2 separate regions of the Homo sapiens genome follow, and region 2 is linked to region 1. A link is an interaction called in ENCODE POLR2A ChIA-PET data of the cell type or tissue named here. Cell type or tissue: K562. All regions are shown on one strand. Each heading gives the region's core, and the rest is flanking DNA. Links, peaks and the distances in the headings are about the cores only.

Region 1 (2,913 bases), core at 92-2,591:
CCGAGGCGGGCAGATCACAAGGTCAAGAGATCGAGACCATCCTGGCCAACATGGTGAAACCCCATCTCTACTAAAAATACAAAAATTAGCTGGGCTTGGTGGCACGTACCTGTAGTCCCAGCTACTTGGGAGGCTGAGGCAGGAGAATCGCTTGAACCCGGGAGGCAGAGGTTGCAGTGAGCCGAGATCATGCCACTGCACTCCAGCCTGGCGACAGAGCAAGACTCCATCTCAAAAATAAAATAAATAAAATTGGTAGCAGTCATTTTCTACTCATCCATTCCACCAACAAAAAAAAAATTGTCTTTATGGTAAGACCACCCTTTGCCCATCCTGAGGAAACTAGATCCCTAACGTTAGGCTAGGCAAATTATTGAGCAGGAAAGATTGTGGATAATTTTGCTAGTAAGGGATCTTCTCACTGAAACATTGACAGATTTTTGATTTTTCAAGCATTTTTAAGAAGCTACAATTACTTCTAGCTATAAGGATCCTGCAAAATACAGACATCCACTGGAGCCAGTAGGTAATGGGACAACTCAGCATCCACAGAGGCTTATGACTTGCACATCCACGTGGAGAGGGCGGTAACACCTTCCAATCCACCACCTTTCTCACAGCTAAGTCTAGAAAGCCTCATTAGGGGACATTTTAATCTGGTAGAATTGTTTTAAGAGTGAAGTTATTTATAGTCTTGTTTATTCTTATGTGGCTCTACAGGATTTCCATTGGAATTTTTTTTCTTTTTTGGCTGTTACATCAATTTTTATTAAACTAAGAGACTAAGATGGCTAGGCTTCTACTTTATCAAACATGGGACAATTGAAGTTCACTTTAGTCTTCTGTGAGAGGCTTGCATTTTTTAAAGAAAAAAGGACAAAGTCAGGAGAGGGACAATTGCAAACGTCGTTTTTCAGGAATTCTCATTGGTCTACAGAAATAACAGTGACTGGCGATTAGATTGTTGTTTGAACCACAGGGTATGAGCTGTGGTGTCCAGCATATGGCATTGTTAGGTTAATTTATAGCTATTGGTGGTGTCAGTCAGAGCCCACGGAGCAAGCAGCTTAGAAATGATTACTTAGCTCAGCTGGGGGGATGGGGGGACGTGACTGCTGTCTCATTCCAGTGCCTCTTTGGGCCTGGTCATTTAAAGGGGGTTGCATTCCTCAGATAAGCTTCTTTTCTTTCTCAACCCTATGGGATTGGTGGTGTCACTCACATTTTACAGATGGACAAGAGCACTTAAGTGACAGGCAGACCCAAGTTCAAACCCAAGCCGGTCTGCCTTCAAATTGTCCATCACCTTCTACTCCATCCCACTCCCTCCCACTACTGTAGCTGGACAATTTGTGAATGTAACATGAAAAACACTCTTGAATTAAGCCTTTATCCAAAATTGCCTGCATAAGAAGACTTGTTGAAGGAGTGTTCTAAAGTGAGGAAGAAGGAGGGGCTTTAGCAGAAGTCAGCCGAACTCTAGCTTGAGTCAGAAACAACTGGCCAAAAAAACAAATTCTTCTTGCGGATTAGCAACCATTGTTTGAGCCATTTGGATTTACCAAGATAGGTGAGGAGGAAATTAGGGACTGAGGTCATGAGCAAGAGGGCAGGGAGGAACAGCTCCTGGGGACAAGGACAGGCAAGGCTATGAGGGCTACACGGGAGCATTTGTAGTCTTTCAGGGTCCCTTACACCAACATCTGGGATTCTTCTTTTTGTTTTTGTTTGTTTGTTTGTTTGTTTGTTTGTTTTTGAGACAGAGTTGGCCCTGTCACCCAGGCTGGAATGCAGTGCCGCGATCACAGCTCACTGCAACCTCTGCCTCCTGGACTCAAGCAATCCCACTTCAGCCTCCCAAGTCGCTGGGACTACAAGTGTGCACCACCACACCCCACTAATTTTTGTATTTGTTTTGTAGAGACGGTTTCGCCATGTTGCCCAGGCTGGTCCTAAACTTCTGAGCTCAAGCTATCCACCCACCTCAGCCTCCCAAAGTGCTGGTATTTCAGATGTGAGCCACAATGCCCAGCCTGGATTCTTCTTAATCTAGATGCAAAGGTTCACAAATAAGGATCTGCTTCTGCCCACCGCTACACAGCAGAATGTGTCTGGAAAGAGAAATTCTTTGCCTTAGGATTGTGTAATGCTCCCACCAATGTGGTGTTGCAGTCATGGTGCTTAATGAAAAAAGCACTGCCCCTGGAGCTAAGAAACAGGGACAGTCTCTGAACTTTAAACCTGTCTGAACCTATTCCCTCTAGGTGGCTGAGATGAGGTGATGTGAAATAAGTTTGTACAAAGTAAGAGCACTAGTTAGATATTAAGTGTAATGCTAATATTAATTATTACTAAGATCATTTGATTTCTTGTAGTGAGGAGATTGTGGACTGCCTAATATATTTCATCAGAAGAGAAGGCTGGAGAATTAAGCAGATGCAGCAAAAAGCAGAAACTGACTTCAAAAAAAACCCTCTCAGTAGAGAAAGTGATATTAGATTCCTATTGCAAAGGATCTAATGCCAGTTAAATTCTCTTTTGCTTTCTTGATAAAACAGGAGAATTGAGAATTAAATGAAAAGGTAAATCCTTTTAAAGACCTCAGAAGATGGATCTGTTTGTTTCAATCTGCTTTTGAGGTAAGCTGCTATAAAAGAGATACTTGTGGTGGTATTGTCCTTAGTGCAGTAGCATAATAAAGAAATGCAGAACCATCTGCTTTGTAACTAATGTTAATTTTATTAAGGGTATAAATTTGGGGTCTTTCTTGTATTTCACTTTCTATTCCTTCCATTTTAAATTATCACTTTAGACAACTAAGAGGGCTTATTGAAAGTATTCAAAGTTTATGTCCATGGCTGAGCATGGTGGCTCACGCCTGTAATCCCACCACTTTGTGAGACCAAGGTGGGA
Region 2 (2,913 bases), core at 233-2,732, 120 kb after region 1:
CTTTGGTTTCTGTTTGAGGTATACATATGTTTTAAGAAACTATCAATGGACATCTTCAAACAAAAATAATAGAATAAATGACCCACCCACTAGGTGCCCATTTTCCAACTTCAGTGATTATCAGAGAATGTTGCATATTGTCTGCTCCCTTGTTTTTAAGCAAATTCCAGAAAGCCATTCATTTCACTGGTTAATGTGTTGGAATGTTTTAAGGCAGATTCCAGACACTACATTTCATCTCTAAGTTTGTCAGAGTTCATCTCTAAAAAATAAGGACTGCTTATTATATCATCAAGTGCCAATATCACAGAGTCCATATCCAGATTTTCTTTTTGTTCCCTGGGTGTCTTTTTTTTTTTTTTTTTTTTGAGACGGAGTCTCGCTCTGTCGCCCAGGCTGGAGTGCAGCGGTGCGATCTCGGCTCACTGCAAGCTCCGCCTCCCGGATTCACGCCATTCTCCAGCCTCAGCCTCCCGAGTAGCTGGGACTACAGGCGTCCGCCACCACGCCCGGCTAATTTTTCTGTATTTTTAGTAGAGGCGGGGTTTCACTGTGTTAGCCAGGATGGTCTCGATCTCCTGACCTCATGATCCGCCTGCCTCTGCCTCCCAAAGTGCTGGGATTACAGGCGTGAGCCACCGCGCCCGGCCTCCCTGGGTGTCTTTTTACAATTAGTTTGATTTGGTCTTGAGAAAGGTCCATACATGCATTGACTGATTGATTCTCTCCCCGCCCCACCCTGGGTCTCACTCTATTACCCAGGCTGGGGTGCAGTGGTGTGATCACAGCTCACTGAAGCCTCCATTTCCCAGGCTCAAGCAATCTTCCCACCTCAGCCCTCCACCTCCTGAGTAGCTGGGACCACAGGCATGTGCCACCACACCTGGCTAAGTTTTTTTTTTTTCCCCTAGAGAAAAAGACTCGCTATGTTGTCCAGGCTGGTCTCAAATGCTCCTCCCAAAGTTGGAATTACAGGTGTGAGCCACCACACCTTCCCTGATTTTTGTTTTGTTTTTTTTTGAGATGGAGTCTCACTCTGTCGCCAGGCTGGAGTGCAGTGGTGTGATCTCGGCTCACTGCAACCTCTGCCTCCCGGGTTCAAGCGATTTGCCTGCTTCAGCCTCCCAAGTAGCTGGGACTACAGGCGCACACCACTATGCCCAGCTAATTTTCGTAGTTTTAGTAGAGACGGCTGTTCACCATGTGGGCCAGGATGGTCTCCATCTCTTGACCTTGTGACCTGCCCGCCTCGGCCTCCCAAAGTGCTGGGATTATAGGTGTGACTCACCGCATCCTGCCCCTTCCCTGATTATCTTAAATCTCTTTTTATCTTGAATAGTCTTGTTTCTATGCCATTGATTTACTGGAGACCAAATCATTTATCCTGTAGAATGTTTTACATTCTGTATTTGTCTTATTGTTCCTTATGATGGTAACTTGTTCCTTTTTCTTAGTGGTTTTCATCTTCAGATGAGAATCATCTGGGGAGCTTTATAAAATCTGGTTGCCCAGAGTATGCCCCAAACCAGTTAAATCAGAATCTTTGTGGTGGGACTGGACATCAGTATTTTAAAAAGCTTTTTAGATGATTCTAGTATTAGTGTTTGTAAAGCCACAATTTATCTTAAACTTGTGACCATGCTGTTATTCCAACCTGTATTTGGGGGCAAGAGTATTTTTGGTACTTTTGCTTTTTTTTTTTTTTTTTTTTGAGACAAGGTGTCATTCTGTTGCCCAGGCTGGAGTGCAGTGGTATAATCTTGGCTGACTGCAACCTCTGCCTCACAGGTTCATGCAGTTCTCCTGCCTCAGCCTCCTGAGTAGCTGGGATTACAGACATGTACCACTATGCCTGGCTACTTTTTGTGTTTTTAGTAGAGACGGGGTTTCACCATGTTGGCCCGGCTAGTCTCGAACTCCTGACCTTCAGTGATCCACCTGCATTGGCCTCCCAAAGTGCTGGGATTACAGGCATGAGTCACCTTGCCAGGCCTACTTTTGCTTCTTATAAGAATTGAAGCCAAGTGTGGTGGCTAAGGCTACACAGAGACTTGAGAGTCTGAGGTGGGAGGATCACTTGGTGCCAGGGGTTTGAGAGCAGCCTGGGCAACATAAGCAACACCTCATCTGTAGAAAAAAAGTTTACAAAACCTTGGTTTACAGGTGTGAGCCTCCGTGTCCAGCTCCCAAGTTTCTAGTCTCTACCTGCACTGCTATATTGCTAGACTGTAGCTCATCAATCACACTACCATGATCATTAAGTGTCCCCAAGTTACAAATGAAATACCTATAGAATGATAGATCTCTATAGTCAAGGACAATACAGAATCTATAGAGGAAAGAAATTAGCTACCCTCAGGATGGAAGGGTCTTTTAGAGTTCCACTGTGAAAATTAAATGATAATGGGATTAGTTTCAAGACTTGTGGGAAATACAAAATTGTAAAAGAGGTTTTTGTTTTAAAGGGGTTTTACTATTAAAAAAGGCTCAGCCTAAGACTTAAAGTATCTGGCAGTGCACCCAAGTTCCAAGTCATAGCCTATAATCTTCTATCATAACCTGATTCCTTAATCCTGTAGAGTACTTAAAATGGTAATACCAGTCTCCTCCCAGTTTGGGTAATTAAGTCATAACCCAGGAAGGTTAACAAGCGAAGATGAAGAAAAAGGAAAGTACAAATGTATTCACACAAGTATATATACATATAATATGTGCAATATATACATACAAACATATATACATAAAATATATACATATAATACATTGATATTCATACAAGTACATATTCTGATGTAGTAACAAGTTTTGTAATTACTGAGTTACATTTATTTGTTTGATAGAGTAAAAAAAATTACAAAATAAATTTGAAATCTATTTACAAGTTTAGTCTTAGAAAATTCATGGTTAGGTTTG

What was found. Peaks named below come from ENCODE experiments on the same cell type or tissue, not always from the same donor. Only the 100,000 strongest peaks of a DNase experiment are listed, where the experiment ranks them.
Region 2: POLR2A ChIA-PET joins it to region 1 with 5 read pairs; 5 of 35 experiments call an interaction of 5 or more read pairs at or near these places.

What each region holds. Positions count from the first base shown.
Region 1 is chr21:39,428,857-39,431,769 of GRCh38, reverse strand. All of the region lies in intron 8 of GET1-SH3BGR (GET1-SH3BGR readthrough), which reads right to left. LCA5L (lebercilin LCA5 like) reads left to right here. Exons shown (of 11, transcript NM_152505.4): 4 at 2,559-2,639. Among named protein-coding and RNA genes, the nearest start is that of LCA5L, 15 kb to the left of the region's middle. RefSeq lists an enhancer at 993-1,287. In K562, for the core only: no CTCF peak of the experiment used is centred there; DNase peaks (open chromatin) are centred at 559 and 1,129.
Region 2 is chr21:39,307,280-39,310,192 of GRCh38, reverse strand. All of the region lies in intron 4 of BRWD1 (bromodomain and WD repeat domain containing 1), which reads left to right. Among named protein-coding and RNA genes, the nearest start is that of BRWD1, 4.9 kb to the left of the region's middle. In K562, for the core only: no CTCF peak of the experiment used is centred there; no DNase peak of the experiment used is centred there.